2 separate regions of the Mus musculus genome follow, and region 2 is linked to region 1. The links are chromatin loops, found by intact Hi-C in ENCODE. Cell type or tissue: left cerebral cortex. All regions are shown on one strand. Each heading gives the region's core, and the rest is flanking DNA. Links, peaks and the distances in the headings are about the cores only. Region 1 holds the start of Cdiptos (CDIP transferase, opposite strand). Region 2 holds the start of Tlcd3b (TLC domain containing 3B).

Evidence for each region. Hi-C counts contacts between places; a loop is a spot of excess contacts. Peaks named below come from ENCODE experiments on the same cell type or tissue, not always from the same donor. Only the 100,000 strongest peaks of a DNase experiment are listed, where the experiment ranks them.
Region 2: a loop joins it to region 1, with 3 times the contacts of the local background. A loop is called at or near these places in 17 of 42 quality-filtered maps.

Annotation. Positions count from the first base shown.
Region 1 is chr7:126,968,177-126,984,366 of GRCm38, forward strand. It overlaps Cdiptos (CDIP transferase, opposite strand), which reads right to left and starts at 7,670. Exons shown (of 6, transcript NM_001362232.1): 1 at 7,650-7,670; 2 at 7,131-7,215; 3 at 6,764-6,908; 4 at 6,503-6,536; 5 at 6,277-6,334; 6 at 4,444-4,731. The coding sequence starts at 7,211. The coding sequence ends at 4,696. It overlaps Cdipt (CDP-diacylglycerol--inositol 3-phosphatidyltransferase (phosphatidylinositol synthase)), which reads left to right and starts at 8,282. Exons shown (of 6, transcript NM_026638.4): 1 at 8,282-8,630; 2 at 8,742-8,876; 3 at 10,086-10,239; 4 at 10,739-10,820; 5 at 11,146-11,227; 6 at 11,359-12,323. The coding sequence starts at 8,588. The coding sequence ends at 11,504. It overlaps Sez6l2 (seizure related 6 homolog like 2), which reads left to right. Exons shown (of 18, transcript NM_144926.5): 17 at 1-80; 18 at 1,877-2,430. The coding sequence ends at 1,906. In left cerebral cortex, for the core only: a CTCF peak has its summit at 7,842; DNase peaks (open chromatin) are centred at 7,478, 7,991 and 8,802; H3K4me3 peaks cover 1,904 bases; H3K27ac peaks cover 2,192 bases.
Region 2 is chr7:126,814,564-126,830,753 of GRCm38, forward strand. It overlaps Tlcd3b (TLC domain containing 3B), which reads left to right and starts at 8,740. Exons shown (of 5, transcript NM_029978.1): 1 at 8,740-9,649; 2 at 10,448-10,531; 3 at 12,903-13,137; 4 at 14,238-14,333; 5 at 14,649-15,656. The coding sequence starts at 9,525. The coding sequence ends at 14,936. 4930451I11Rik (RIKEN cDNA 4930451I11 gene) reads right to left here. Exons shown (of 4, transcript NM_183131.3): 3 at 16,147-16,190; 4 at 15,911-16,055. The coding sequence ends at 16,034. In left cerebral cortex, for the core only: CTCF peaks have their summits at 4,463 (motif pointing right) and 7,443 (motif pointing right); DNase peaks (open chromatin) are centred at 7,468, 8,433, 8,786 and 9,015; H3K4me3 peaks cover 2,276 bases; H3K27ac peaks cover 2,365 bases.

The DNA of each region.
Region 1 (16,190 bases), core at 3,169-11,168:
TCTTTGGCTTCTCGGGTTCTCACTCTTACAGTCCCATTACGGTGGAGTCAGACTTCAGCAACCCACTGTATGAAGCTGGGGTGAGTCTCTCCCCTCCCCTTGGTATGTCCCATCTGTCAGTTTACCCTTAGACCTTCATAATTGTCTTCCAAAGTCCCTGTGATCTTTTGGGGGGGTGGGGGATTTCAAACTTGGTTGCCCACAAAAGCTATGACAATAACAAAGCAAGCTCTGTGTAAACAATAGGGAATAATAGGGACTGTAGCAACCTAGGGAACCAGAGCCTGTCTACAGGACCCAGCTCCAATCCATAGTGGGTGCTTAGGCTCAACCTCCAGATCTTCCAACTGTCCAAGACATTTCAGAAATTCATATCTCTGTCATCTTTTTGTTGTTGTTGTTGTTGTTGTTTTTGTTTTGTTTGTTGTTGTTGTTGCTTTTTTTTTTGAGACAGGGTTTCTCTGTATAGCCCTGGCTGTCCTGGAACTCACTTTGTAGACCAGGCTGGCCTTGAACTCAGAAATCTGCCTGCCTCTGCCTACCAAGTGCAGGGATTTTAGGCGTGCACCACCACGCCCGGCTCTTTGTCATCTTAAGATACTCTAGTATAGGGCTGGAGAGATGATTCAGTGGTTAAGAGCACTGACTGCTCTTCCAGAGGTCCTGAGTTCAATGCTCTTTTCTGGAGTGTCTGAAGATATCTAGCATTTATATATATATATGCTAGATTATATCCAGGAAGCTTGCTTGCTTTGTTTTTTTTTGTTGTTGTTTGTTGGTTTGTTTTTAAGACAAGGTCTCACTATATATTGTTTTGTTTGTTTGTTTGAAACGGGGTTTCACTATGCATTGTTTGTTTGTGTGTGTTTTGAGACAGGGTTTCTCTGTGTAGCCCTGCTGCACTGGAACTTACTCTGTAGACCAGGCTGGCCTGGGACTCTCAGTGATACGCCTGCCTCTGCCTCCTGCATGTTGGGGTTTAAAGTGTGCACTACCACACCTGTTTGAGAATCTTTACTAAAAACAATTACTAAAAAACAATTTCTAAAAATTTTAAAATTGTTTTATGTGTATGGGTATTTGCCTGACTATATGTCAGTACACCATCTGCCCTCAGATGCCAGATGGGGGCATCAGATCCCCTGGAACAGGAGTTAGAGATGGTTGTGAGCTGCCTTGTGAGTGCTGGGAATGTAACTGAAGTCCTCTGGAAAAGCAGCCAGGACTGCTAAGCTCTGTCCAGATCCTCTATATTAATTTAAATACAAAGGTCTTGCTGGATGTAGTAGCTCACAATTTTAATTCCAGCACTTCAGAGGCAGAGGCAAAAGCAGAGACAGGAAGATCTCTAAGTTTGAGGCCAGCCTGGTCTGCCTAGGGAGTTCCAGGACAGACAGGGCTACATAGAGACACCATGTCCCAAAATAATATGAAGATCTATTGGAGAGTGTGTGTGGTACTAGAGACTGAACTTAGTGCCTTATGTAAAGTCAAACAACAATTTCAATGTCTCATTCTCTTTTGTATTTTGAGACAAGAGTCTCTCTATAGCTCTGGCAGGTCTGGAACTCTATTTAAATCAGGCTGGCCTCAAATTCACAGACCCACCTGCCTCTGCCTCCAAGTGCTGGGATTAGAGGTGTGTGTATAATCATGCCTGGCTCTCTAGTCCTCTTTAAGACAAGGTTTAAATTTTCTAGTCTAGCCTTGAGCTACTCTTATACCCCCCAGGCCAGCTTTGAATTGTGAGCTTCCTGCCTCTACCTCCCTGGTAGTTGGGATTACAGGTTGGCACCACCAGACTTAGGACTGATATGTCTTCCCGCTTCTTGTGGATGCTTCTTCACCCCCAACTGACTCTAGTTTATCTCCTCAGGATACGAGGGAGTATGAAGTTTCCATCTGAGCCTCAAGTCTACAAGTCTGCAGGACCCAGGACCTCTGGTTCTCTCCTTGTTCTGGGCAGTGAGGAGCATAGGACCTGGTCTCTGGCTCTCCTCCCCCCTGCTGTGTAAATAGTCTCCCCATCCCATGAGGGGGCTTTGATGGCCCTGGAGACCCTACAGTAAATAAACCAGCATCGTGCCGCCCAAAGCCGCCTCTGCTTAGTTGCCAAACAAGGGGTCTTCCACCCCCTATTCTACTGATTTCTGGACCCAGGGAAGGGAACTCAGCCCCTTACAACTCTTGGGGCTCCTCCAGGCCAGGGCCCTACACAAGAACTGTCCCCCAGCTCTGCTATCCCCATGGCCATGAAGGCTCCCTACCCCCAGATGCCTGACTGCTGCTGGGCCTTGGAGGGTGAGAAGGATGAAGGGAGAGGTGGGCCTGAACCCATCCCTTCCCTGTGTCTCCCTGCCCACTCTCTCCACCTTTATTTGCTTCTGAGTTCTTGTTTTTGAGCAATAAACAGAAAGTCACCACTTGTAACTGAGCTGGTGAGTCTGGAAAAATGGGTCTCAAAGTGTTGGGGCCGGTGGTGGGGAGCCCTCTGGAGAGTGGGTTTGGAGCAATGGAAGCTCTTTGGAGAGAAATGGAAATCCAATTTGGGACAATGTCCCAGGTGTTGGCCTGGAGTCCAAAAGTCTGTACTCAGTATGATGGTGCATACCTTTAGTCCTAGCTCTTGGGAGGTAAAATCAGGCAAATTTTGAGGGCAGCCTGGTCCTACACAGCGAGTTCCAGAACATCAAGGACCACAGAGTGACCCTGTCTCACAACAAAAAACTTGGCTTGAGGCTCCACCCCTGTAGAGGGCTAGCTGGCACAACCAACCTCTCCACAAGTTCTTGTTAGGTTCCTCCAGCTAGAAGAGCCAAACCCTTTCACAGACCCAGGGAGCACTGAGCCTTCCATTCGTCTCACGAGCGGTTTCCCTTTTGAAAATGTTTGCAAATTTTTGTGCATTGTGTCCTCTCTCCTGCTGTCCTCTCTCCTGCTGATTCTCTGTGGCTTATTTATCACCTCTCTTAGTGCTCTAGCCCAGGAAGCAGGGTTCCACTCCGTAGCTTTGGCTGTCCTGGAACTTGCTCTATAGACCACACACACCACTTGCCTTGAACTCATGGAGATCTGCCTGCCTCTGCCTCTCAAGAGGTGGGATTAAAGGTGTGCATCAGCATGCTATTCTCCAGGCTGGCCTGGAATTTGAACTCCTGCCCAGCCTCTTAAGTGCTGAGAATATAGGTGTATGCCACCATGCCTAGCTTCCTGCCATGTCAATCATACTGCTGTTACGTGTCTACCAAGAATGCCCCTCCCCCATAATATTCGATCTATATTATAAGCAGATCAGAGCCTCCTTTTGGAACTGAGAATTGAACGCAGGATGACATGTATAAGTAGGTTGTGTGGCTTAGAATCCCGCCCACTGTCTAGCCTATTTAGTTTTTTAAATCAAATGAGCTGAATTTTACTAACTTGAAATCATGTACTCCACCTGCATGTCTACAGGATGTTTGAAACGATGCTTAAATATTTAAAAGGGGGTGAATTTTAGGGGGACTCGTTCAAAATGGCCTTGATTACAGCTTAAGTAAATTTGAGACAGCTTTTGTATTGAATACTTTTGTTTTTGAGATGGGGCCTTATGTGTCCAGGTTGGTCTTGAACCCCAGATCCTCCTGGGATCCAGCAGGAGCCTGTTGAGTGGGTAGGATTCTAGTTGTTTTGTTTCTGTTTTTGTTTTGTCTTCTGTTTTTGAGACAGGACATCACTGTGTAGTCCACACTGGCTTGATACTATGAATTGGAAGCAATCTTCCTGCCTCTGCCTACTGAGTGCTGAGATTATTCAGAATTAAGAGGGATAACCCACCTTCCGTTGTTTTTTTAATCCTTGTAAGGAACTTGGGAACCTGGGATAATTTATTACTTACAGTTTTGGGGTTGTTTGTTTGGGTTTTTTGAGACAGGGTTTCTCTGTGTAGCTCTAGCTGTCCTAGAACTCATTCTATAGACCAAGTTGACCTTGAACTCACAGAGATCTACCTGCTTCTGCCTCCCTAGTGCTGAGATCAAGGGTGTGCGCGCCACCACTGCCCGGCTACTCTGTGTTCAGTTAAGGAAAGTAAGGCTGAAAGAGGTGAATGGACTTCCTCAGAGGAACAAACGAGGAGCCACAAGGGCCGCAAATACAAACCCCTCAGGGCTTCCTGCATCACCTTCTGTCTGGTAACAGGTCAACACGCTCTCTTAACCATGCGACCCCACAAGCTCAGAGGGAGAAGCAGAGGCCCAGGGTCCTGAGAACCCAAGGCAAAGGCTCTCCTGACCATCAAGAGTGGCCTCCTGGATGCAAGGGCTAGTTAAATGGTACCAGGCAGTGGGTTTGGCTCTAGCAGGTGTCTGACAACTGGATTTTAGAGAAATGCTGACATGCACTGTCTCCCTGTAGAAGAAAGGCATCCCCTGCCAGGAGCTCCTCCAGAACACTGCCACCATCTCGGGGAAGGGAGGATCCTGGTTCTTTATTAAAACCTTTTCTTCTCAGTAGCATTTGCCCACGGAGGGTGGAGGGCCCCGCGACAGTTCCAGAAGATTTTCTTGGTTTCAAAGGTGGCATTGCTTATGACCAGGAGTTCCTCCCAAGATGAGAGGCTTAGCCAGTTGCAAAAGAGAGGCCTTGAGGTTTTCACTGAGGGACATAGTGGGGGAAGGCAAGAAGCTGAGAGAGCAGTACTAGGGAGGGCCGAGCTCATCCTCCAGTTGTCAGGCTGTTGGGGAGTGGTCCCTGGAAGAAAAGAAGAGCTGGTGACTCTCTACACTTAGGGCTCCTGTCATTTCCTTCCATCTTTCGCCTGGCCATCCAAGCCACACACCACCCTTGAGCATAGACCCCATGCTCCACCTATCCACATAACCCATTTCTCCATGCACACAGCCACCTACACCCTCCTTTCCCAGCCTTCAACTCTGTCCACCTCCCTCATCACCCACTCGTTACTCATCCATCTTCCCTCCCAATCATCTCTCATCTCCCACTTACACTTGAGAGCTGGGGCTTTACTTTGCTCAGAGCTGCACTCCAGGACAGTGCATACAGCAAGTGATTAGCACATGCTGAGCTAACATATCCACTCATCATGTTCCCATCTGCCAACTACTCCTTCAGTTCACTCATCCCTTCCTATCTAATGTTTGTTTGCTTTTTATTTTAAATATTTATTTACTTGTCTACCTATAGGGTAGTATATAGATAGCTCTAGCTGAGTTAAAACTCCCTCTGTAAACCAGGCTGGCCTGGAACTCACAGAGGTCAACCTGTCTCTACCTCCTGAAGCTGAAATTAAAGGCATGTACTGCCACATCACGCTTTTTGTATATTTTTAAATTTATGTGTATTGGTGTTATAGGTCTGTGTACCACTTGTGTGCCTGGGGCCTGTGGAGACCAGAAGAGGGTATCTGATGCCCCTGGAACTGGAGTTATGGATTGACCATTGTGAGCCATTACCTGTGGGTGCTAGGAATCGAATCTGGGTCCTCAGGAAAACCAACAAATGCTCTAAACTGCTGAGCCATATCTCTCCAGCCTCTTTTATTATGTATATATACTTTCTAAATTTCTGTTTGAGACAGGGTTTCTCTGTGTAGCCTTGGCTGTCCTGGAACTCACTCTCCAGATCAAGTTGACCTCAAACTTGTACACCCAGCTCTGTCTCCAGAATGCTGAGCTTAAAGGCATATGCCACCATGCCTGGCAGGTCCTAGAGCATACCAGCTACTCACAACCTCCCTGACTAACATACCTCTGTACCTTGGCCCATACAATCCCTACTGCTTAGAATACTTAGAGCTGTTTCCCTAGAAAATTTTTTTCTTTAGGTGTTTCCTTCTTCAGGAAGCTCTATGATGCCTTTCCTTCCTAGCCCAGATGAGGATGGGGTAAAAATAGTCTTATTGTTTTCTCTTCTTAGGTAGGCACCATTCCATATTGTGTTGTCACTGACCATTAATTTGTCCTGGTCTCATTCTAAACTGAATTCTGCTGGACATGGTGGTGAGCACCTTTAATCCTAGTACTGGGGAGGCAGAGGCAGGTTTATCTTTGTGATGTCAAGGCCAGGCTGGTCTACATGGCAAATTCCAGGGCAACCATGCTACATAGGGAGACACTACCTCAAACAAACAAAAACAAACAAACAAACAACCCCCTGAATTCTTATAGGGCTGAGTCTCTACCGTGCATTCTGTCCCCCCAATCATCTAACTCCTAACACATGGAACGGCACACAGGGGAAGCTGGAAATGTTGGAATTGAATAACCTCATACAAACCTTTTCACGAGGAGATGGCAGAAGGTGTGCCTTGGTTCGGGTTCGATTTTTGTCAGAGCTGGAGATGACAGAAGACAACAGAATAGGCTGAGAATCAGGAACTGGAGCATCAGGAGGGAATAGAATAGAACTTCATGGTTGAAAACTTCCCCCTACCCTGCTGGGATGCTGTCAACCCTTGCTCTCTCCCCACAGGCTCCTGGGAGAAGGACAGAGCCTCACTCACCGGGTGTCAGTGCCTCGGGTCTTAGTGAAGAACACTGGAATTAGAGGCCCCAGTTAAAGGAACAACTTTCCCCATGTTTAGAAGAGTTGTGGCTAGAGCAGGTAGGGACAAGGGGGTTCCTGGGTAGTGACAATGAATGAGTTAGAAGTTAAGGGGCACTGTGCCTAGGATGGGCAAGGAGGCAGAAGATTCCTGGGGAGAGCAGCTATGGTTGGGAGTGAGTCAGGGACTGGTCTCTAGATGAAGAAGGAGAGCGTTCACCATGTCTAGATATCTGAGTCCCTTGGTCTTTTGTGTTCTTTTCCTTATTGGGCAGAGGACTCAAACGGGAGCGAGCAATAAACAGTGCTTCGTCTGTAAGTTCTGTGCTGATTCGGGTCAGGAATTCTTCAGAGCAGGATAATTTCTGAAAAGGAAGTTAGAATTCAGTCTGCAAATTCCCATTGGTCTGGTGTCTTCCAGGCTGCAGGCTCTGGCTTGGGAAACTGGTATTAGAAGGCCCTAGACCTGGAAAGCTGTCTGTGGGGCCTTAGGGTTAAGGCTCAAGGCTAAGGCTCAAGGCTCATGGCTCAGACAGGGCTCCCTGCCTGGCTCTTCCCATCTCCTTCACTTTTCCATTGTCGTTTACCTGCCCTCCACCTAAGGAGGCGGCAGCTTGAGATGACCTGATGTCCTTTTTGTCCCCACTCCTGGCAGATGTGGATGCCATCCTCCTGGAAACGAAGTTTTTGTTAGACTGAGAAGCCAACCCACACCCCCTCAGATTCCGCCTCACTCCACTCCCGGGGCCCCAGATTTATTTAGTCCATAACTATAGCTCAAACATCCTACTGACTCAGTTCTGTCCTTGAAAAAATTGGTTGTTTTGCCTACTAAGTTGAAGGGAGGGGCTCTCAGAACAACTCCCTTCCCTATTCCCTCCAGAGCCCTTCTTCCTCCTTTTCTGCCAAGGCACTTCCTTAGGCAAGACAGCCAACATGCAGTCCCCGACCCGGCTAATTGGTTGAAATCTTAGGGTACTCGGCAGGAGGGGGGACGGAAAGTTCTAAGGGGACCCTATGATGGGCCTCAGGGGATTGGGAGTCCGGGAAAGAAGGTTGGGAAGAGGGAGAGCCAGGGAAGTGCTGCTCCGGATTGCTATAAAGACCTAAATGTTTACGGAAGTTCTATGGTTCCGTTGCTAGGAGACTAGAGGTTCTAGAACTAAGGACAATGTCCTAGTGTGCCATACTGGCTCTCCTGATTCCTTCTTGGAGGCGGTGACCCCAGAGTTATATCAAGGCATTTAGGAGATGGAAAGGCGTTAGGGTGGAACTTGGGCTCTAATCCTCCCACCACCAGGGCGGCGCTAGAAGCAAGCGGCAGGCATGCTCGGAGCCTCTCTAGCCACCTCTTCCCAGCCTGGGTCCCGGAGAGCGACGAGGATCGCAAGCGTCGCGGGCGGGGAAGCGATGTGGGCTGTACTAAGTCACCCAATCTCTTGGGGAGGCGCAGACTCGGGACGGAGTAATCTCTACGCCTTACGGTTGCCTCCAGGAGTTTACGCCCTCTGTGAAATGCAAAATGCAGATTCCCTCTCAGGTCTCTTCTGCTGCTCCCTTTCCAGTTTCTTCCTTTGCGGCTGGCTCTCGAGTCTCTCCCCTCCCCTGTGCGTTGGTACGAGCCGAAGCCTAGGGGCCCCGGCAGGAAAAGGAAGCAGGCCGGCCTTAAAGGGACCTCAGCCATTATTTATTTAATTAATTTATTTATATTTAAAAGCCGCTCTCTCCTTCTTCCGATGTTCTTAACGTCCCGGACAGAAGAGTAGGCTCCAGAAGCCAGGCGCAGCGGAGCTGCGGAGCCCGCTGCTGGAGACGTCAGCTCCTGCCCATCGGAAGGCCAGGTGTGCGTGAGCTGTGCCCAGGGGTGTCCCGCACCCCGGCGCCCTGCGGGCTCTAACAGCTGGGATTGCCCGGGGGAACTGGGCCCAGGGCTCAGGTGGAGCGGCTGATGCCCGGAGCTGAAAGGTGAGACCACGCTGGTAAGGCTGGTACCAAGACCTTGCCCCTCCAGACCTGGGCCGAGACGACAAGGGGAGCCGCCAAGATGCCAGAGGAAAATATCTTCCTGTTCGTGCCTAACCTTATCGGTGAGTGCTGCCTGCGGCCCCAAAACCAGCGGGGTGGGGGTGGGGAGGGGCGCGAGAAACCCTAAGCTGGCTCCCCAATCACACCCTGTACCTCTCCCATCCCATCCCAAGGTTATGCCCGGATTGTCTTCGCCATCATTTCCTTCTACTTTATGCCCTGCTGCCCCTTCACGGCCTCCTCCTTCTATCTACTCAGCGGACTCCTAGACGCTTTCGATGGACACGCAGCTCGAGCCCTTAATCAAGGTGACAGAACTTTACCACCACCAGCACTAACTGGGGTCCCAACATCCTCTGTCCTTTCCCTGCTTTCTCAGAACCTCGTTGAGAGCTGCCTAGGATATAAGCTTGCTCTTGATGATTGATCTCTGTTTGGGATGGGTGTGGAAGACCTAGACCCTGCATAGCTGTGAGCATGGAATTCCATTCGGGTGTGGCATAATGGCTCATGCTTGTAATGCCAGCACTGATAAGGTAGGTAGATTGCTCCAAGTCAGAAGTCATATTGAGTACCACGTGAGCCAGGACTACACAGTAAAATCCTGCAAAAATAAGTGATTGGGGCTGAAGGCTAAGTTTGTTCTCAGAGGTTAAGACTGCTTACTGCTGCCTGGCGGTGGTGGCGCACGCCTTTAATCCCAGCACTTGGGAGGCAGAGGCAGGCAGATTTCTGAGTTTGAGGCCAGCCTGGTCTACAAAGTGAGTTCCAGGACAGCCAGGGCTATACAGAGAAACCCTGTCTCAAAAACAAACAAACAAAGCAAACAAAACAAACAACAACAACAAAACCGAAAGAATGCTTACTGTTCTTCTAGAGGACCTAGATTTGATTCCCAGAACCAACATGATGGCTTACAACCACCAGTTCCAAGGAATCAATGTCCTCTTCAGGCTATATATATATATGTGTGTGTGTGTGTGTGTGTATATATATATATATACGCTGATAGACACTGAGACCATAGAAGATAAATAAACTTTTAAAAATGTAAGTAAATAACAAAGTTCCATTCAACAGGTGTTTACTAGGTAGTTGCTAGGCACAAACATTCGGGATTCTGGAAGAGAGGTTGGTGCCCGGTGGGAGGAAAGCAGATGATGTTTGGAGCTCTGACTTAATTTTGTAATCGAGTTCCCCAGACCCACTTCTAAAATTGCCTCTGAGACTTTGGGTCTGCTTGCCTTTCTTTGGGGCCTGGTTTTGGGTTAGAGGAGTTGAAGATAGAGTTTCCCCATTCCAATACCTCTTTCTTGCCATAGCCCCATGCCTTCTCATTTCTTGTCCTCATAACCCATGCCCTTCTGGCCTCACCATCTTTCCTTCTCTGGCAGTAGATGGTAGGCACTTTCAAACTCCTTTTATTGTCAGCCTGGAGTGATAGGCCAGAGCGGGTACCTGTCACAGGTCCACTATGCCAAACAGTCCCTTTCCACTTAGTAGTCATCATTTTTCAGGAACCCGGTTTGGGGCCATGCTCGACATGCTGACGGACCGTTGCGCCACCATGTGTCTCTTGGTCAACCTGGCCCTGCTCTACCCACGAGCCACCCTTCTCTTCCAGCTCAGCATGAGCTTGGACGTGGCCAGTCACTGGCTGCATCTGCACAGGTTTGTTTGCTTTGATTGATGCTTGGGGTGCTGGTGAGTGGAAGGCATTACAGTGGGGCGGGGACTGGGATGGCTTCAGGCTTGTGGGTGGTTTCTTTTTCCTCTCTCCTTGAGACAGTAGACCAAGGCTTGCTTAGAATTTAGTATGTGCTCATGTAGGCCTCAAATTCATGACAGTCTTCCTACGTCAGCCTCCTGACTCCTGAAGTTATAGGCATATCCCTGCATGCCGCTGTCCTTAAGCCCCTGGGTAATCCCTGTGTCTCTGAGTGGGCTTGTCATTTTTATAGGTGGTGTGAGCAATTTCTAGCATGGGCCTGGCTGAATAATTTAGGGTTCCAAATGGGGGAAGACGTATGGGTGCTTTGTATAGGGCATTCAGTCCTGGCTCTGCCTCACCTAGGGAACTGTATGATTTTGCACAAGATATAATTTTCAGCTTCACACCAGTTCCTCCGCTCAGTGAACGCTCATGAAGTCCCATGCTTTTCTCCCCAAGTTCTGTGGTGCGAGGCAGTGAGAGTCACAAGATGATCGACCTGTCTGGGAACCCTGTGCTTCGGATCTACTATACCTCTAGGGTAAGCACTTCCTGCCCCTCCTCAACTTGATCTGAAAACAGGAAGTCTGAGGCTGAACCCTGGCCAGGAGAGATGCTATACAGCCATCTGAGCAGGAGTGGTCCATGGAGGATAATTGGTGGGACATCATCATGGCAGCAGTGACAGTGAAGCCCCAAGAGAGAGAGGGCGAAGGGGGTGGGTGGAGTCAGAGAGAGACCAAAGAAATATGCAGTATAGTGCAGTGTGCAGCTGGCTGTGAGGCGCTCTCCTGTCTGGCAGAAGTCCCTGTGGGTTACAGTAGGGACATGGCCCTACGTCTTAGGCAGCCTTATATTGTGTGCAGCCTGCTCTGTTCACCCTGTGTGCTGGAAATGAACTCTTCTACTGCCTCCTGTATCTCTTCAATTTCTCCGAGGGACCACTAGGTAAGAAGTGGGGGTGGGGGTGGGGTTCCGCCCTGCCCTGCCCTGCCCTGCCCTGCCCTGGGGGAGAGAGAGGCCTCCCTCTCACACCCCTCCATCCCCTGCTTTCCATCTTTCTTCCTGCCTCCCTGTAGTCGGCTCTGTGGGCCTTTTCCGGATGGGCCTCTGGGTCACAGCTCCCATCGCGCTGCTCAAGTCCGTCATTAGTGTCATCCACCTCATCACGGCTGCAAGAAACATGGCTGCCCTGGATGCAGCAGACCGCGCCAAGAAGAAATGATCCTCTCCCATCCCCAGCTGTCCACCTGCCCTGGGTATCTACTGTACCACGTGACTCCTCTCCTCCTAAGAGGTCCCAGTGTCATGTCTTTCTCATGTGTTCTCTAACCTGCTGGGATTAGGGGTCACCTTCTGTTTGGTGTTGTCACTATCTCTTTAATCCTGATGATTAGACCCAACCTGTGACCCCAAGGACCTGGCACTGCCAAGCAGGAAGGGTGCTCAGGAGGCCCTGCCCATCCAGCTGGTGCTCCGGGAGGCCTGACTGAAGACTGGGTGTTGCCACACATCCTGCTGCCTCAGTCCTGGGGTCTGGAGTGAGACTTTGGGGACATGTGAGGGCAAAGGAGTCAGACTGATGTCATTGGACCTGGGGTACCAGGCTGGGGAGGGAAGGGGCCAGCTAGATCCTTCCCTGAGGCCAGCTCCTCTCTCCTGTCCTGCTCTGGAAACCTCCACAATAAAGGGGGGCCCCTTCAGTCTTTTTGGATGTGTTTACTTTGAGACACTCTTAGATGATGGCCCAGGGTCCATGGGAGCTGGATTAGAATCCACCTGGATGCTTTCCCAAAGGTGGCTGGCTCCTCCCTGTCGTTCCAGTGATCTCGAGAGGCTTTGTGGCTCCTCAGGTTCACAGGCATTGTCTCTGCCCACCTGCTTTATGTCCCTAGCTGGCCACTTTTGATTGTAACCTTGATATTTTCTACCCTCATGAGAATGTGAGCTTCATGAGAGCAGACTTATGTCTTTCTTGTCTCTGCCTAGAGTGAAAACTAGCCTGGCATGTGGTAGCTGCTTAATAAATATTCATGGGAAGATGGATGGTTTTCTCAGAGCATGGTCCTTAGGCTGAGAGTGTGTAGTGTGTGTGTGTGTGTGTGTGTGTGTGTGTGTGTGTGTGTGTGTGTGTGTCTGTGTCTGTGTCTGTGTCTGTGTCTTGGTCAACCTGACCCTGCTATACCCTGTAGCCACACACACATCCACACACACATGCATGCTTGGACGCACACATGCACACACACCCCGCACACCACACACCTTGCTTCCTGGAACTCCTGGTCCTACTTTGGCCTTTTTCACAGTCTACCACCATACCAACTTAAGGGTTAGTGTACACTGTGTACTGACTTAAGGGTTAGTGTACACTGTATACCAACTGAAAGGTTTTTTTTTTTTTTTTGGACTTTTCATTGCTTTTTAAAAAATGATTTATTATTTTAGTACATTGGTGTTTTGCTTGCATGTCCCTGTAAAAGTATTGGATCCCCTGGAACTAGAGTTATAGACAGTTGAGACCCGCCATGTGGGTGCTGGGAACTATACCGCGTCCTGTGAAAGAACCAAGTGCTTTTAACTACTTAGCCAACTCTAGCCCCAAGGCTTTTTATTTTTATTTATTTTTGAGATGGTATCACCACCCACACTGGCCTTGAGTCCCAAAGTGGTGTGCTTCTGCCTCCTGAGTGCTGGGATATGCCACCATATGAATTTTGGTTTTGGTTTTGGTTTTGGTTTGGTTTGGTTTGGTTTGGTTTTGAGACAGCATTCCTATATTACTCTTTCTAGGCTCAAATGAGCCGACCATGGGACCATGGGGACAGGTCACTACCTTGCACCAGCTTTCTTTTTCTGGGATTAAAGGTGTGCGTCAGCACCAGCTTGCACAAGCTTTCTTTATTCTGGCTTTTGAGACCCGGGCTGTCTCAACCGCTCTAGGGAGCAGAGGATGACCATGAACTGATCTTCCTGCTTCCGGCTCCCTTGTGCTAAGACTACAGTAGGTGCCAGCAAACTCAGCGCTCCTTCATTTTGAAGTGCATTGGGCTGCAGCGCTAGACCCCCATTGTTGGCGTTGTTGGCAGACAGGATTTGTTCCATCCTCATAATGACTTGGCTGTTTCACACAACTTGTGTTTGGGAAAGCTGGCATTCAGGTGCAATGTTGGGCTTTGGGGAGATAGGATCTTACTATATAGCCCAGGCTGGCCTCAAACTCAAGACCTTCCTGCCTCAGATCTTTGAATGCTGGGTGTGTGCCACTGCACCCAGTAGGATGAGGTGCTGATATTTTAAGAAGATAGCTGGTGAGGACAGGGAGGGAAGTTACTGCTCTTGGCAGAACAAACAGCCCACAGAGGCAGGGGTCCAGAGAGCACCCAGGCAATTACGAGAGATTGAAATAGATCTTGATCCATGTGTCTGGAACACTAAGTGCTGGGGTGTAGGAGCTGGTGAAAGCTGAGGTACCAGCAGCCAGCTGGGCAGCCTAAGGAGCTCAGTAGGGCTTTAGACCTCTATTTCCTTATGGCTATCGCTTAAAAGTGCTTCTTTTTTTGGGGGGTGGGGGTGGGTTTCAAGATAGGGTTTCTCTGTGTAGCCCTGGCTATCCTGGAACTCACTTTGTAGACCAGGCTGGCCTCTAATTTAGAAATCTGCCTGCTTCTGCCTCCCGAGTGCTGGGATTAAAGGCGTGTGCTACCACGCCCGGCTAAAAGTGCTTCTTATCAAAGAACATTATCTTATCTCCTGGGCATGTTCCTCTGTCAGATGACTGTCTATTGCTGTGCTTGTCTGGAGGCAAATAATTAGAGGAAGCCAGTTTGGCTCCAAAGTCCATCCTCTTTGCTGTTTCATGTCAGTAAATTTCTAGAACATGAAGTGCCCTCTATTCCTAATGTAACTAGGTCCTGCCATGACCTAAAGATACTGCTGGCAACTCTTCTTCCTCCTGTTTGGGGAGGCATGTGCAGAATACATGTAGGAGGCCTGAGGTATTTGTATGTGACCCACACAAAACTGATCTCATTTCTGATGGCGACCCCCTGCCTGGTCTGTCCCTGTGGAGGTGGGAGGGTGGGTGAGGAGGCCCTAAGGGCTTTTCTGGAAGTAGCCATCACTCCCACCAAATGGATCTTCTGAGCGTTCAAGCCAAGGTGTCCTCTGCTGTCCTTGCTCTCACAGTCCTGACCGACTCTAGGGCCCTGGCTGTGATCATTTATGGTGATACCAGCAGCATCCCTATAAAGGAGTGCAGCTAGCTATGTATGATCTTCACAGGGGGGATGGGGAAGGAGAGAGTGGATGCTTTGGAGAATGTTGCACCTGAGGGAGGGCCTGAAGCCTGAAAGGGTAACCCTGCATGAGAGGCATGTGCACAGAAGGGCCTCTGTGTCCCTTGAGGTTGAGTTTCAAGTCAGCGTGGGACCTTTGGTCCACCATTTGGTGGTTGGACTCCACTCCTGGAAGAGCCTGCAGGGTGCAAGACATGCCTTTACAGCCTAGCACCCACGGGCCTTTGACCTGGAGGCAGGAGGAAGTCTGGAATTTGGTCCTGGACAGATCTTGGGTTCCATTTTGGGGGTGTGCCCTCAAACCCATCCCCCACAGGTACAGAAGGATGGTTGTAATAATTTCCTAGAAATCAGCTATGTTCATTCTGGTAAAATGCAAGACACGGCAGCAGTTCATCCATGTCTTGGGAAGGGCGGGAGATGGACATCCCCAGCTGACTGTCCCTTTGGGCGCTCTCTAATCTCCTCTGTTTCATGCTGCAGTTAAAAGTGACCCTGGGTGTGGGAGGGCTAGCTCAGCTGCTAGAAGCCCTTGCTGTTCTTACAGAGGATCAGAGTTTCAGTCCTGGCAGCTCACAACCACCAGTAACTCCAACTGGAAGGAATCCAGGTTGTTCCTCGGCGCCTGCACAGGGATGTACATAAATAAAAGGATTTCAACCTGGCGTGGTGGTGCATGTCTTTAGTCCTAGAGATTGGGAGGTAGAGGCCAGCAGATCTCTGAGTTTAAGGCCAACGTTCTCTACATAGTGAACTTCAGGACATCCAGAACTACATAAAGAGACCCTGTCTCAAAAAGCCAAAATAGAACTTTCCTGTGTGGCTGTGGCTGTCCTGTCCTGCAACAAACTATAGATGAGGCTGGACCAGTCTTTGCTGCATACAGTTTAGAGTGATTTCCCTACCGCCTGGGACTGTAAACCCTATGGAGTACACACAGTACTCGGGTCAGGCTCGTGAAGCTGTCAGAACACCCAGCACCCGTCTTGCATGGCACACATTCCTCTCCGCTACTGTCTGTCTGTCATGGTTTACCTGTGGTTTATCCTGGTTTACCTCTGCCATTTTCCATCTAGGATGCAGGCTGGTGGAGTAACTTGTGTGTGGGATATTACTGGTCATACTTTTATATGGAAAGAGAGAAGAGAGTTTAGTGGTTACGTTAAGTCCCCAGCATTTCATTGGCTATAACAAATCTGGAAGAGAACCCAGGGATCCGCTGAGGCAGTAAGGCTAGAGAGGTGGAGTCTGAAGCCAGTGGTACTGGCTGAGAATGTAGGTAGGAGAAAAGGGGGTGTGGGTGGGGGGTAAGGGGACGCTGCCCTGAGAGCTATGTAGGAGAGACATCACTGGTCAATGGTGAGGCAAAAAGAAAACTAGAGTGTGTGGTCATGGGAGCCCAGTGTGGAAAGAGGTGACCTGTCAAATGACAGGCAAGGCCAGACAGGAGCAGGCTCAACTGAATAGGCAGGGAGACATACTATGACGGTCTGAAAAGCCAACGAGGTGTGAGCAATGGGAGCTAAGACTGCAGAGGACTCTGGAGAGATCTGGCTGTGAAGAACAAGAGAAAGGTAAAGTCAGGAATGGTATAGGAGTCGGGGAACTCTTGGGAC
Region 2 (16,190 bases), core at 3,513-11,512, 150 kb before region 1:
CACACACACACACACCAGCTCAAATACACTATCTTCCTCCTAGTTTTCTTTCTATACTTTTGCTTTTTCTGCCCCTTAAAAAAAAAAGGTATTGTTGTTGTGTAAGTGAGTGATTTGTGTGTGTGAGTGCAGGTGTCTATGTGTGTGCCACGGTGCAGTGTGGAAGGCAGAGGATTACTCCGTGGAATTGATTCTTTCACCTCTGTGAGAGATCAGCTCAGCAGCTTGAAAAGCAAGCACACTTTGCTCAAGAACATCTCCATCCCCTCCTTTTTTGTGAGGCAGGGTCTTGCTGTGCACCCATGCTGGCTTAGAATTAGCAATGACCTTGCTCACTCAGCCTGAGAAATGCTTGGGTTACAGGGATGAGCTGCTGGGCCCCTGTCTATACTTCTCTAGTAGCCATCTTCTCTCTCTCTCTCTCTTTCTCTTTTTCTCTCTCTCCTCTCTCCCTCCCCCTCCCTCTCTCCAGGGTTTCTCTGTGTAGCCCTGGCTGTCCTGGAACACAATCTGTAGACCAGGCTGGCCTCGAACTTGGAGATCTGCCTGAGTGTTGGGACTAAAGGTGTGCGCTACTATGCCTGACCAGATTTACAATGTTTTCCACAAATTATGCTGGCTTTACACTTAAAACATATGTGTCATTTTAGTCATTTTACTTTTATGATATGGGTATTCTGTTCACATGTATGAGTCCTGCTTGGTGCCCGGACCCCATGGAATCCAGAAAGGGGATGGGAGCTCCTAGAACTGGAGTTCTAGATGGTTGTGAGCTGCCATGTGGGTGCTGGGAATTGAACCCTTGTCCTCTGGAAGAGTAGCCAGTGCTTTAACTACAAAGCTTCTCTCCAGCCCTGTCGTTTTCAACAGCATTACAGTTTTCCATTTGGAGGTTACAAGATTGTACTCTGGAATTCACATCACGAGGCTCAAATTCCAGCTGTAAGAACAGACCTGTTGGCACACATAAGAGATCTGGAATTTACTGAATAGCAAGTTCAAGGCCAGTCTGAAACACTTGAAACTTTGTCTCAAAAGAATAAAATGGGAGGTTCAATTCCCAGCAGCAACATACTGTTACAACCACTTGTGAGGGCATCCCAAGGGTCTGTGTTATCATGCCTGGCTCATACTGTTATCTATCTATCTATCTATCTATCTATCTATCTATCTATCTATCTATCTATCTATCTATCTATCATCTGTTAATGTTATAGGAGGACAGAGTCTCACTCTGTAGCCGATTGACCCGGACTCACTATGTCTTAAACAATAACCTGAAAGTTATGACAATCCTCTTCCCTTAACCTTCCCTGAACTGGGGCTATAACCGATTCTGTCTGATTGGCTGGCAGACCATGTATGACTCAGATCCTGAGTGTCACGGTGCTGTCCTGTGTATTTCTAATGGGCAGCACTGACCCTGTGAAAATACATTGTTTTTATTGGCATGTGCTCACTGTAGGCAACGATGGATTCCAAGGAGATCTTCACACCAGTTATCCTGACCTTTGACTACATCCACCCTCTGCTACGAGTCCCCTTCTCCCCTCCCCCTCCCTCTCTGTCTACTTTTTAGAATTTATTCTTCATTATTATGGAGTGGAGCTCTCGGGCTGCAGGGGCATCAGAGGCAACCTTGTGGAGTCGCTTCTTTTCATCTATTTTACACGGGTTCTGAGGACCAGACGAGGTCACTAGGCTCTCACAGCAAGAACAGTTTACCCACTGAGCCACCTTACAGGCCTTTGTGTTTCTGAAACAAGTTCTCACCATGTAGCCTAGGCTAGCGCGAACCTCTCAGTCCTCCCGTCTCCATCTTCTGACAGTTCCAGATTACAGTGGTGAACCACCACACTCGGTGAAAAACTTTTTTGTTTTGTTTTGTTTTTTTTTTTTTTTTCATTTAAAGACCTATTTAAAAATGTGTTTGACGCACTCACACATACACACAAATGGAACTACAGTATTTATATGTATTATTAAAAATTTCCTTATAGGCAGTGATTTGGAGAAAGTAACGAAAGCTTCCTTAGGGATGTAGTTATGAAAAAAAGTTGATTGCAATAAGCCCAGATTTTCCTAAGTGGGTCGTTACCCACTGGTAGGTTGCGAAATCACCCGAACTACATTTGGCAGGGGATGTAGGAAAAATCCCAGGACACTGCATGGAAGGGACAGTCAGTACTGGGAGAAAGTTAACTGGGCTGGGGGTAATTCAGTGGTGGATCCAGCACACGGGCACTACGTCATAAACGTATTTCTGTGGCTCCCTGAAATTGTAGTGAGCTATTATTGTGTTGCCATCTTTTCTATCTCAGACAAAGCTGTGTAGCTGTGGACCTGGCTGGTGACAGGACCCAGGCAATGAAAGCATACAGAAGGTTCCAGTGACAATCGGATCTTACCCTTCCCAGCTCCTGGCCACACACTTCAGGGTAAGCTACATGTCCAAAGAAAACAGCTGTCGTAGGGCATGGAGACGCCTGTCATGGTCTCAATCACCAGGAGTAAACAATAATAAAAACAGCAAACCATCAAAACTCTTTTCAGTTCCTATAGGGTTTTGTCTTCTACATCTGCATAACATAACAACCAACAAATGTAACTCACCTTTAACCCCAGCACTTGGGAGGCAGAGGTGGATCTCTGAGAGTTCCAGGCCAGCCAGAGCTACATAGTGAGATCCAGACTCAAAAAATCAAAACCACAAAGAAAATGCTTAGACACATCTAATCCTCCACGCAGGTAAGCATGGGTGCGCATCCCGAGCTTCAGAATGCTCTCTGGGTCACGTTTTTGTTCCTTTCCTGAAGCCACACGCTCTACTGGGCTTTACTCCCAATTATTTGCTTGGATTTATGGTGATGAAGCCACGTTGCAGGCTGGTCATTGGCCTACCCTCCCACGGCCATTGGTTTGGTTTGGTTTGGTTTGTGGTTTTTTGAAGTAGGGTTTCTGTGTAGCACAGGCTAGCCCAGACTTTGTGATCTGTTGCTTCAGTTCTCAAGTTCTGCAGCTCCGGGCAGGTGCTGAGGAGAGAACACGGGGCCTTATGAATGCTAGGACAGGCTCTACCACTGAGCCACAGTCCCAGCCTCACCCCTGAAATGTAGCTGTCCATCGAATCAATGAATTCTGGGTGGTCCGTTCTACCTAAAGGCACCAGAATGTCTTTCCACAAGAATACAAACAAATGATTGGACATGTGTCATGTGTCAGGAGATTGGCCAATGGGAGGCTGAGAGTCCGGCCTGTCCAAGCCCCTATGGAGGGAGCAGTTTTAACACCTTCCTTCTATGGTAGAACGGAAGCCACTTAAAGGATGCAAAATGGCAGGCTCCATCTTCTTCCTCTGCTCCTGGAACTCCGACTCTCTCTCTCCTTTGAGTGGATGGGAGGAGAGGCTTTTCCGAGCAAAAAATAATATATAAGAGTGTGTATTCTGCCGGGCATGGTGTCGCACGCCTTTAATCCCAGCACTCGGGAGGCAGAGGCAGGCGATTTTCTGAGTTCGAGGCCAGCCTGGAATACAGAGTGAGTTCCAGGACAGCCAGGGTGATACAGAAAAACCCTGTCGGGGGGGGGGGGGGTGGAGTATGCATTCCGGGGTTTCTGCTTTCTTTTTTATTTTTATGGGATAATAGTCTTTTACAATTCCTTTTAATGTTGTTTTAAAATTTCAAGTATTTTGACAATTTGAACACCCCCTCCCTTCATCTTTTGCAAGTTTGGTTGCTGAGGAGAAACATCAACCTCTCCCCTGCCCTCCCACCTTTGTCCCAGAGAGGTGAGGCCTGTGACAAGTCTAAGAGACGACACAGAACTGGGTGTGTATCTGCAGGGACTGTGGTCAGGTGGAGTAGCAACGAACATACATCAGGAGTGTGACAGGAGAGAGGAATTTGGTCTCGGAGCTTTGCTCTTCTCTCTTCTCTCTCTCTTCTCTTCTCTTCTCTTCTCTTCTCTTCTCTTCTCTTCTCTTCTCTTCTCTTCTCTTCTCTTCTCTTCTCTTCTCCCCTCCCCTCCCCTCCCCTCTCCTTCCCTCCCCTCTCCTCCCTCCTCCTCCTCTCCTCCCCTCCCTCCTCCTCCTCTTCTTCTTCTTTTTCTCTTTCTCTCTCTCTCTCTGTCTCTGTCCTCCTCCCCCACCCCGTGTCTATTTCTGTCTCCCCTCTCTCTCTCTGTCTTAAAGATTGAACCCAGGGCCTCCTAACCCCTGAGCTCCAGCTCAGATTTATTAGCCAGTTGTGGTGGTGTACACCTTTGATCCCATATGTAGGAGTCAGAGGCAGGCAGATCTCTGTAATTTCAAGGCCAGCCTGGTTCACAAAACAAATTACAAATTTCAGGAGAGCCAGGCTTCACAGAGACCCTGTCTCCAAAAAAAAAAAAAAAAAAAAGTTATTTTATTTGAGTGTTTTGCTGGTAAGTACATGCAATACCCAAAGAAGCCAGAAGAGGACGCCAGATCCCTTGGAACTGGAGTTACAGATGGTTGTGAGCCACTATATGGGTGCTGGGAATCAAACCCAGACCCTCTGCAAGAGCCCTCAGTACTCTTGATCACTGAGCAATCTTTCCAGCCTTCTCTTTTGTTAATTTTAAGACAGGGTCTTGCTATATAGACCATGATGGTCTCCAACTTGTGACCTTTCTTCCTCAGCCTCCAGAGTTCTGGGATTGCTGTTCTGTGCCACCATAAAACACTAAAATATTATGTTTTGGAAATATGGACCAGCTCCAGGGGCTATAGGGAAAACTGAAATAATCTGACCTGGGTCTAAAACAAAGTGATAGGGTGTGTGGCTATACATCTGCAACCCCAGCCTCGAGGAGGTAGACGTGGGACACAAGGAGTTCAAGAGCAGCTTGGGTCATGTAGACATTTCAGGGTTAGCCTGAGGTACATAAAACCCTAACTCAAAGGAAACAACACACAAATGGTATGTCCGCTTATCTCGGATAAACGTGAAAGTAAATCAGTTAGGCATGGCACACAGGTCTGCACCCTTAGACCTTAGGTAGCTGAGATGGATGGTCAGGAGTTCAAAGCCAGCCTGGCAGACACATGGCAAGACCTTGTCTTAGACCAAACAAAAAGTACACCAAGGATCCAAGAGAGATTAGACCGCAGGCATGCCTGGTGACTTACAGTGACTATGAGGAGTGGGGCTCGTGGGCCTTTGTGTCTTTGCAGTGACTGGGGTGCGGGTGGGGGTCTGAAGAGCACTGTTTTCATGGCCCTCTTTCTCTTCTGCAGACAGGCATGGCCCTGCTCTTCCTGCTGGGGTGTGTCTTCTTCCCACTGTGCTTTGTGGTATTACGCTGGGGGCTGCAGAATCGAACCAGCTTACGGATGGAGAGGCAAGAGGCTGTCTTGGTGGCATCCAAGTAAGATGGGAAGGTGGGGCCAGAGCTGGTGGTGAGTCTAAAGAGCAGCTGGAGTGGACTCAGGATGCAGGACAGTGTGGGTGGGGCCCTGGTAGCTGAGTCTTTTGCAAAGGTGAAGTCACTGAAGTTCAGGTCCCTCATTTGGAAATGGGGACATGTGAGAATCATGTGTCTAAGGGCTGTGGACACCCTTAGGAGGTGCATGGCGATCCCTGGGGAAGCAGAAGGGGTTTGGCTCCAGCCAGGCATCACAGAGAGAGCATGTGAATCCAAGCCAGGGCCTGTAAGCCAGGCAGGCGCTCTCCCACCCAGCTGCATCTCAGGCTTTCCCCAGAGATAGAGCTTTACTTTATGATCCAACCTGGCCTTGGGCAGGGATGTTTGTGCTGACAATTGAACCTTTATTTACTTTTTTAGATTTTTTTTTTTTTTTTGGTTTTTTGAGACAGGGTTTCTCTGTGCAGTCCTAGCTGTCCTGGAACTCACTCTGTACACCAGGCTGGCCTTGAACTCAGAAATCCACCTGCCTCTGCCTCCCAAGTGCTGGGATTAAAGGCGTGTGCCACCACTGCCCGGCTTAGAATTCTTAACATTTATTCGGAGGGGGTGCACATGGCGCGGCTCACATGTGGAGGTCAGAGGACACTTGTGGATGGTTCTCTTCCACGTGTTCAAGGGATTGAACTCAGATTGGCAACAGGCGCCTTTAACGTGCTGAGTCCTCCCACTGGCCTGAAAGTGGTTTTTTGGTTGTTGTTGTTGTTATTTGGTTTAGTTTTTGGTTTTTGGTTTTTTGAGACAGGGTTTTTCTGTAACCCTGGCTGTCCTGGAACTCACTTTGTAGACCAGGCTGGCCTTGAACTCAGAAATCCGCCTGCCTCTGCCTCCCAAGTGCTGGGATTAAAGGTGTGCTCCACCACGCCCGGCTAAGTGGTTGCTTTTTAACCGACAACTCAGACGAGAATTTAAGGAGATACTATCTTCTGCTGGCAACATCATACTGGGGAAAAAATGTATTTGTGGGAGAGGTTGGGCCCTCGGGCTGTTACTATAAAGGTGAACAATGCCGGGGTGGAGCTGGGACTGGGGTGTGCAGAAAGCAGTGCTTCAGGGTTGTTTTTGTTTTTGTTTTTCTTTCTTTTCAATGCTGGGTATGGAGCCCCGAGCCCCTGATGTGCTAGGTAGCTCCTGAGCCCTCAAAGGCAGAATTTACCGAGGAGACTCTGTAAATCCCCAGAAAAGAAAAACGAAAATCAAAAGCACAAACCCGAAACCTGTCTTGTTCTGCTGCAGCCTGTGCTATCCACAGTCAGCTCTGGATCCCCTGACCACGTCTGTGTTCACAGACACGTTCTGATCCATGTCACCGCCCCAGCTTAGAGCCTTGGTGCTTTTGTTCCTTGCTGTTTTGTTTTTGTGTGTGTTATTTTTTGTTTTGTTTTTTAGGTAGGGTCTCTCTCTGTAGCCCAGGTTACATCTTCTAACTTTTGAAAGGTTTTGTATTTTGTTTTATCCCGTTACTCTTAGTGAGCCTCCTGCCTCAGCCTTCTGAGTGCTGGAATTTCAGGCCTGTCCCTTCATCTAGTAGCTCAAGCTAGGCTAAGTGCATCTATTTTTTGACAGGGTCTCCTATGTATTCCTGACTAGCCTGGGATTTTTGCCGGGATTTTGCTGTATAGACCTGGTTGTCCTGGAAGCCCCAGGGCTCTGCCTCCTCTGTCTCCTGTGCACCCCAGGGCTCTGCCTCCTCTGCCTCCTGTCACCACTGTCTTTGGATTTTCCTGAAGTGAAGCAAACATAAGCTTGAAATCCTACTTTACTAATAATGAACATAGCTATGTTATCTTGACACTTTAATAAACCCTCTAAGCCTTGGTTTCTCCTTCCTCAACCCCTAGAAGACTTAAGAAGCATTGACATAAACCATGCTCAGTCTGTAGTAAGACCTGGGAAAGTGGACCTCTTCCCCTGTGGTTTCCAGGTCTACGAAGGTCTCTAATAGTAGCCCCAACTCCTGCGGGTGTCAAGACTTCCCTCAGCCACTCCCACAGACTGCCACTAGAGGGCAGCACAAAATAGCGAATTGGCCCCTTCCTCTAGGGCGCAGAGGGAGTAGGCTGTGGGCTGGAAAGGTCAGTTGTCAGTAGATAAGTAGGCTCATCTCAGGGTCAGTGAGAAACTCAAGCTACAGTGAGGTGTCAGTCCCCATGATATACAAGTCTGAAGGACAGATGGGTTTGGGAAAGGCCAGGCTCTAAGAGGCCATGTGAGAGTGAGCATTAGTAGTTGTGTGCTAGGCCTAAATTACCCTGGCCAAAGCACGGGGCTGCTCTTCCCCTTGGATTAAAGGAGGAAGTTGAGTCAGCCAGCCACCAGGCTCTTCTGTGTAAGCAGGACTGTTCTGAGGAGTGGCCGAGGACAGGGAACCAAGGCAACAAGGAAAAGGGGACTCCAGGAGGCCATTGGCCTGAGGGAGGGGCCCCGGCTTCCATAACTCCACTGGGTTTTCCAGGCAGCAAGCACCCTCTGCTCTTCAAGCCCACCTTCTAACCCTCTCTCCCAGGCGAGCACTTCCTCTGTCGCCCAAGCTGGCTACCAGGAGTGATCCTCCTGCTCCTGGAGTGCCACCAGGTCTACATGACTGCTTCCTGTCTCCCAGTGCCCTGGTGCTAGCCATCAAAGCCATGCTGGAGGGCTCTGACAGCCAGCCATCTCTTCCCACTTAGCTCTGTTCCTGTCACATCTTAACTTTCTGATCTTGGGGAACCTTGGCTCCCACCTCAGGGCTATCCCCTGACCTCTGAAGAGCATAGGAGCATAGATTTCCCCCTGGGCTGTCACAATAGTGAGCCACACTCCTGAGGGAGTGACTCGTTGTGGTGCGAGTCGGAGTGCAAGCGAGGTGACTGATGTAGTTTCCACTCCCTCTGACTGGAGAGGCGGACGGGCGGGGTGGAGGGGGCTGTGGGTCTGAAGGACACCGTGAAATGGCTTGTTCCTATCTGTGCCTTCAGGGAACACACCATCTACTCAGGCTGCTTTCTTCAGGAAATCTTCTTGGCTGGAGTGAGCACCCCTAAGCTGAGATCCCTGCAGGCCACTGAGGGACACCCATTTATGTTTATAAGCACCAGCAGAAGGAAATGCCAGACATTTTTAAAGTGCTGACAGGAAAGGCGGCTCAGTACTCCTGCTAGGTGGAGGTGTCCGGGGGGGGGGGGGGGTTTAAGAGAAGAGCCATCCTTTCCCTAAGCCCTTGTCCCCAGCAGCCCCCTGCACTGCAGCTCCTGTCTCTTTAAGGGCCTCCCCCTCCCTCTTTCCTTGTCCCCCCCCATCTCTGTCGCAGCCGCTGCTGTGGCTCAGAGCTGCATGGGAGACAACGCTGCTGCAGGTCCGGTTTCTTGGTGTCTGGTCGGTGCCATCATTTCCCTCCCCCTCTCCCACCCTCCCCAAGCTGGTGGCTTCCCCTCCCCCTCCCCCTCCTCACAGAGGGGGCAGGGGGCTGGGCACCAACTCTATAATGCCATGTGCGGTGTCTGCACAGGGCAGCGGGGCTCTAGCGGCAGCAGCAGGAGGAGGTGGTAGCCTGTGGTGGCGGGAGAGCGGTGTTGACTGGTGACCGCTTGCCCAGCTGCGCCTCCGCTCCGCTCCGCTCCGTCCTTTCCTCCCTCCCTTTTTTCAGGGCTGGCACCACCGTCCCCCACCCCGCCTCCTTGGGCCCTCCCAGCCTCTCCACGTAAGCCCCCCCCCCACCTGCCGCGGTTCTCCCTCCCCTCCCCCACTGCATCTTCCTCCTCCTGTCCCCTCTCCCTCTTGGTCCTCTCATCAAGTCCTCCCTTGGTAGTCTCTCCCCATCCTCTCACCAGCGCTCTGTCGTCCCCCCCCCCCCCCCGCCACCTAGCTAGCCCTTTCTTTCTGTGTCCCCAATCTCATTGAAGTCCCTTTCTCCCTTGCCCTGAACTGGTCCTCTTGTCCCATCCTGTCCCCGCCCTGGCCCCTTTGTGCCTCCCCCTCCCTCTTTCTCTCTCCCTTTCTGGCTTGGCAATCCCTTCTTCACCTCCAACTCCCTCCCTCAATTTGGCCTTCCTGTCCCTTCTGGACCCTCTGGTCTCCCTGCCCGGGTTCAAGTCACCATGCTTACCCCAATGGTGGCTGGGGGGGTGGTGTTCCCCGGACTCTTCCTCCTATCCAAGAACACGCTCCAGAGGCTGCCCCAGCTGCGCTGGGAGGAGGCCGACGCAGTCATTGTCTCCGCCAGGTAAATGGCATGCCTTCCCCGAGAGTTCAGCCCCTCTCTCTCCAACAGGCTTCATGGGGAAGGGACCCCAGCACGCCCCTGGGCTCAGTAGTGGTGGGTAGGTTACATCCAAGCTTCCTTCCCTCCTTGGACCTCATTGAAACCCAGCCATCTGGACTACTATTGAGCTTGAGCTTGCTTCCCTTAGCACCTTCCTATCCTCCCTCTAAAGCAGGGCAGCATGTGACTAAACAGTCCCACAAGACACCCAGGAGCAAGCCAAGGGGCAAGACTGTGTTTTTCAGGGCTAGTGTTTGGGGGTCAAGGTGTAGAAAAGTAGACAGTGAAACTTGTATATCTCTAGAATAGGGCCGCCAGGAAGAGGGCCATGGTAAGAATCAGGAAAATAGTGGGAAAGTGTGTGTGTGGGGGGGGGGGGGGCTGGGGTCACTGGGGCCAGTGACTCTAAGTATGAGCCTCATGGTGTCTGGGTGCAGGGACAACTGGGACTCCCTTAGCCCTCATGGGTCCCTTCCCTCCCTCCCCAGGGAGAGAGAGCTCACTGTTAGGCACTGGCTCACCTCAGGACGCCTCCCTGGTGTCCTGGGAAGAAGATGATTCCACTGGCACAAACTAGGAATGAAGAAGGCTGGGAGAGGCGGGAACTGAGGATGGAAGCTAAGCGCAGCTTGGCTGAAAGTGATGGTGGGAAAGCCTGGCTTAGGTGGAGGCTGATGTGGAATCCTGAGGGGTAGGGTTTCCACAACACAGAGACGGGAGACGCACACCTGATTGTCACTCCTTCCTCTGTCTTCCTAGGTTGGTGTCCTCTGTCCAAGCCATCATGGCCTCCACAGCTGGCTACATAGTCTCCACTTCCTGCAAGCACATCATAGATGACCAGTGAGTGCCTCAGGACCACCCCGCCCAGGTCCCAGCGGTCTGTATGTGGGACCTGGGATCCCCCAGATCTGTAGTGGTCCCTAAACTCGGGATCAAGAAAGTTCATGTGATTGCTGCAACTCAATACCAAGGATAAATTTATCCTGTCCTGTCTTAAAGGTCAGGAGCAAGGAAGCAGGGGTAGGAGATCAAAGGAAATCCTCAGAGCAGTTCCTGGTCAGCTTCCTGGCTCTTGTCTTAGGTTCTGAACGCCAGCCATGTCTTCTCCAACTCTTGCATCGCTCCTACTCTGTTCCTATCCAGCCCCTTACTGTCTCCTCACCATGTCGGCTCACCCCTCCACTCCTTCTGGAATCCATGACGAGCCTCAGCACGGGTCCAGGGCAGAAGAGAAAGGGATGACACAGCAAGGCCACAGAGGGTCAGGCCGTGGGGGTTGGGGGTGAAGAGGCCAAAAATTGGCACTAGCAGCTACTGCAGTATTTGGTGCTGCCAAAAAGGCCCAGGCCTGAGCAGTGGCTCCGAGGAGGGTGAAGGGGACACGGGCCCTGTCCGTGGTGCTGATCTGCACTTTTTTTTTTCCCCTGCTCACCGTGGGCAAATTTGCTGTGAGCCCAGGATGCCCTTCCTCAACTCATGACTTCTGGCTCTAATGCCCTTCTGTAGTGTCCTTTGGGCCTCAGGGGACATCATCTGGGTGACCCTGGTCTCCATCCACCTTCTGGTGTATGTTTGTCTCTTCTTTTCCTATGGGAGAATTCTCTCCTCCTAGGACTTATAGTGAGATCACACTCCTCCCCAGAACAGCTCTGCAGGGAGGAGCTGAGTGTGTTAAGTGCCTAGAACAATTCTTGGCTCCATCGTATTGAGGCTCACCTCTTAGGATCCTTTGCCATGTGACTTCCCCTTGCTCTCTCCCAACCACTTCCCCAGCTAAAGGGTCCCAGAGAAGCTTGGTGCCGGACACCTCCTTCTCACCTATTCTTAGCTAGAGGTCACCTTTTGGCTCTTGCATTCCCAACCTCAAGTCCGTTCTTGGCCTTGTTCCACCTTTAATCCTTAGGTAGGTGGGAGGATCAGGGTTAATCCAGGGGCAACAGCTGTCCTTCCTTCTGAGCACCTAACTGCTGAGAGAGCAGGCATGGAATCTAACCCCTCACTTGTCAACCAAGGGCTGAGTCCCTTCTAGTTCTTCACATCCCAGAGTCCTATGGCTTCCATCCCTCAACGCATCCCTAGGCACGCTCTGAGCCTTCCCTGAGCACGGTTGGGTCCTGTCTGTATTTCTGCTGTCTCTAGCTAGCTGCTTCTTCCCTGCCACCTGACTCTGGCTCCTGGTCACATCCCTCTACAACACTGCAGTATGGGTCCCTTTGAGAGAGGGCTGTCCCCTGCTCCAGGTCAGCCCACCTGAGTAAGCCACTGCTGGCTCTGTTCTCACCACACCCTCTCACCAGCATTCACTTGGTGTATGGTGGCTAGCTGGATAGCTCTTTGCTCTGTTCCCTCTGGGCCTTTCTGTCTCCCATCCCCACCCCAGGCCTGACTGAGGATTCCTGGACTTGAGAAAGCTTCTGTGCTGACTCAAGAGAAAAAAAAAAAAAGCGCAGAGTTGCGTATCTGTGTGCTTCCCGTATTTGTTTACTCCAAAGTCTGTAGAACTCTCTCTGTTCTTGGCATCTTTGCTCGGCAGTTTCTCTTTACTGCTGGCCATACCTGAACTAACAATAGACTTGCCACCTTGGAGCAAAGGCAGGCTGCACTGACAGCCCCTCTGGTGCCCTGGGGACCGGCTCCAACTCTCTGACCTTCTCGAGACAGTGGGGCCGAGCAAGGACTCCTGTGGTTATCTCTTGGCTACAGTACTTAACCTCTCCATAACACAGGGTTTCGTGAGAGGTGAACAAGCTGCTGCTGGGTAAATATTTAAGTGCCAGCGTAGTGCCTGGTATGTGAGAGCCGCTATGTCATCTGGTGCTGGGCCACAGGGTGGCTATAGGAGTTGGGCCTTCCTCATTGGTTCCTAACTGGGGATGTCTTTGTATCTTGCCTCCGCTCATTTCTGTCCTTACCCTCGATCTGCAGTGTTCTGGTCTCCTCTCCTCATGATACTGCAGAGGAAAAGGGTGGATGAAGGAGAGAGACAGAGACACTGGGAGAAAGACAGACACCCTGGGGATTGTGAGGTCCATCTGAGAGACCGTCTGACCTTGGACGGTTTCTCATATACCATCCCTCAGTTCTGGCATCTGAAACTCAAAACTCAGAGTTATTATGAGAGCCCTTATGGACCTGACTCGCCCCCATTGAGCATCCTGCCCTGGGGGTTGCTGAGACCCTGCCCACCCGCTTCTCTCTCCCCTCCCTGCAGGCACTGGCTGTCCTCGGCCTATACACAGTTTGCAGTTCCCTACTTCATCTATGACATCTATGCCATGTTCCTCTGCCACTGGCACAAGCACCAGGTTAAAGGGCACGGAGGGGAAGACGGGACGCCCAGAGCCCTGGGCAGCACCTGGGCTGTGGTACGCGGCTACCTGCACAAGGAGTTCCTCATGGTGCTCCACCACGCGGCCATGGTACTGGTGTGCTTCCCACTCTCAGTGGTGAGTCCTTCCTTCTGGAGCCAGGAGACTTGGGTGGGGGATGAAAAGCCCCAGCACGCCAGCACAGCAGAGTGGGCGTCCCTGGTGGCAGGACTTGGGGTGGGGCTTCTGGTGCAGCATTCCTCCCAGAGTCTTTAAGAGGTAGAAGTCAGAGTGGGCACCTTAGAGCATTGGCTACCTGTATGTGAGACCCATCCTTCCTCTGTAAGGCATGCTTTCTTAGTCCTCAGGGTTGTAGGCAGGAGAAAAGAGTGTACTGAGTGTCTATAATCCAGGACTAAGTGTCTGTCTGGGCCGAGGATATAGTTCAGCTGATAGAGTGTTTCTTTAGCATGTGTGAAACCTGGGTTTAATTTCTAGCACTTTGTAAAGCCAGCACATTTATAATCCTAGCACTTGAGAGTGTAAGCAAGAAGATATGAAGTTTAAAGTTATCCTTTGTTACATAGTGGGTTTGAGGCCAGTATGGGGGACATGAGACTCTCGTCCAAAGGAGGAAAAAAACAAAAAAACAAAAAACCACACATTTTAAATCTTAGCACTCAGGAGGCAGAAGCAGGTGGATCTCTGAGTTTGAGGCTAGCTTGGTCTACAGAGTGAGTTCTAGGACAGCCAAGGCTACACAGAGAAACCCTGACACAGGAGAAAGAAAACAAACAAACAATCAAACAAAAAGGAATATTGGGGGGTGGGAGGAATAGGGCTATGGAGATGTCTTAGTCAGTGGTTGCTATGCAAACACAAGAACCAGAGTCTTGAAAAGCTAGTGTGTGCTTAAATCCCAGGTCTGGGGTAGTGAAAACAGACCCGTCCCTGGGCTTGGTGGCCAGCCAGTGCAGCCAGATGAGTGAGTTACAGGTTCAGTGGAAGATGAGTCTTCAAAAAAATAAAATCGAGAGCAATTGAGGAAACTGACTTCTGGCCTTCATATGCATGTACACGCACGAGCGCGTGCGCGTGCACGCACACACACACACACACACACACACGCACACGTGCACAGAGAGATGGGAGGGGCACAAGCGAGAGAGCACAGAGAATCTCTGTGGGGAGAGATACAGGTAGGCGCGGCTCCTCAGGCTTTTTGCCTTTTCCCCTAGGTGTGGCGACAAGGCAAGGGAGATTTCTTTCTAGGCTGCATGTTGATGGCCGAGGTCAGCACTCCTTTCGTCTGCCTGGGCAAGATCCTCATTCAGGTGAGAGTGAAATCTGAGGGGCATGTGGGGGTGGACACTGGCCGGGGACTTTGAGGGATTCCTTAAAGACCCTGCAGCCTTTCTGCGTGGTGGTGTGTTCCTTTAACACTAGCACTGGGGAGGCTGAGGCAGGAAGATCGTGAGCTTGAGACTAGCCTGAGCTACATAGTGAAACTCTGTCTTAAAAAAAGCAAGAATAAGAACAAGAACATTGGTCCCGTGCAGGGGGCGGCTGTGGGGAGGAGCCAGAGGCAGAGGGGTGGGTGGGGAGGGAACCCGGCTCTCCGGACCCTACCTCCTTGCTCTCGTCCACAGTACAAGCAGCAGCACACGTTGCTGCACAAGGTGAACGGAGCCCTGATGCTACTCAGCTTCCTGTGCTGCCGGGTGCTGCTCTTCCCCTACCTGTACTGGGCCTACGGGCGCCACGCTGGCCTGCCCCTGCTCTCAGTGCCCATGGCCATCCCGGCCCACGTCAACCTGGGCGCCGCACTGCTCCTCGCACCCCAGCTCTACTGGTTCTTCCTCATTTGCCGCGGGGCCTGCCGCCTCTTCCGACCCCGAGGCTCCCCACCACCCTCTCCTTGTCAGACCCAGGACTGAGGCTAGGCCCTGGAAACCCTCCCCCCCCTCCAGCCCCTGTGGAGACAGTGCATTGGGGTAATCAGTGTGTGAGTTGGGGGGGGGGGGACGAGAGCCAGAAGTCCCTTTCCTTGACAGCCCCAAGACAGATGGACTTAGAATAAGGAGAAGCTATATTCCCTCGGGAGCTGAGGTCAGATTGGCAGGCAGGAAGAGAGGGGACCGGGGTAACGAACCCCTTCTTGCCTCTGTGTTAACAAAATGAAAGGGGAAGGGAGGAGATGGGGCTCACTTGGACCAAGGAGTCAAGGGACATAAGGGTGGCCCCGCTGCCAAGGACATCCTAGCCCTGCTGCTGCAAATCCTTCTCTGCTCCCCATCACCCGGGAGAGAGAAGACATCCTAACTCCCCCCACCTGGGCCCTGACAGGGCAGTTACCCCCACAGCCCCTTCCTGTGGAGACCAGTCCGAGGAACCATTTTATTTATTCACCCATATCAAACTAATTTGTTGGGGTGAGGGGAGGAAGGCAGTTGCTCCCCTACAACCTTTCCAGCGCTGAGCAGCCCTGGGGACAGGCGCCAGGCCAGTCCCTTCTGTCAGGGGCACATTTAGCCCTCGGCCCCGGCTTGTCCCTGGTGCTACAGGCCAATCGCGGCTTCCTCCAGTCTGGGGGCCACAGACCCCGGGAGGTGCTTTTACAGACCGCTAATAAAGACGATCTTCCTGAACGCCAGCAAGACCCTTTGGTCCAGTTTTGGGGGCTGGGAAGTGGGGAGGAAGAAGGAGGGGTCACTACATAACTACTGAGGAGGAAGGGGGAAAGTGTGTGTGTGTGTGTGTGTGTGTGTGTGTGTGTGTGTATGTGTGTGTGTGTGTGTGCGCGCGCCTGCAGCCTGGGAGGAATGGGGTGTGTGAATGGCCACTTCGAAGTCAGGGAGAAGGAGGAGGTGGGGGATGGGTGGCTACATAGAGGGCTACTGCAGTCTAGGAGGAAGGAGGCACCACCTTTATTTCTCAACAGAAGGCAGGGTAGATGTGTGTGGCTCACAGCTGGGTCCAGGGCTCCGTCTCTGGCTCACCTGCTCACCTCAGCTGGCTCTGGCTGGATATCTCATTAGGCCCCTTTCTGGAAGTTCCTGAGGAGTATGGAGATCAGATGAGGAGGGACACATAGGAGACTTGGGTCCTCTGGAAGGGGTAGGGCGAGGACACAGAGACACAACTCACACATGCAAGCAGAACTGGAAAAGCAGGAAGAAGAAGGCCACCAC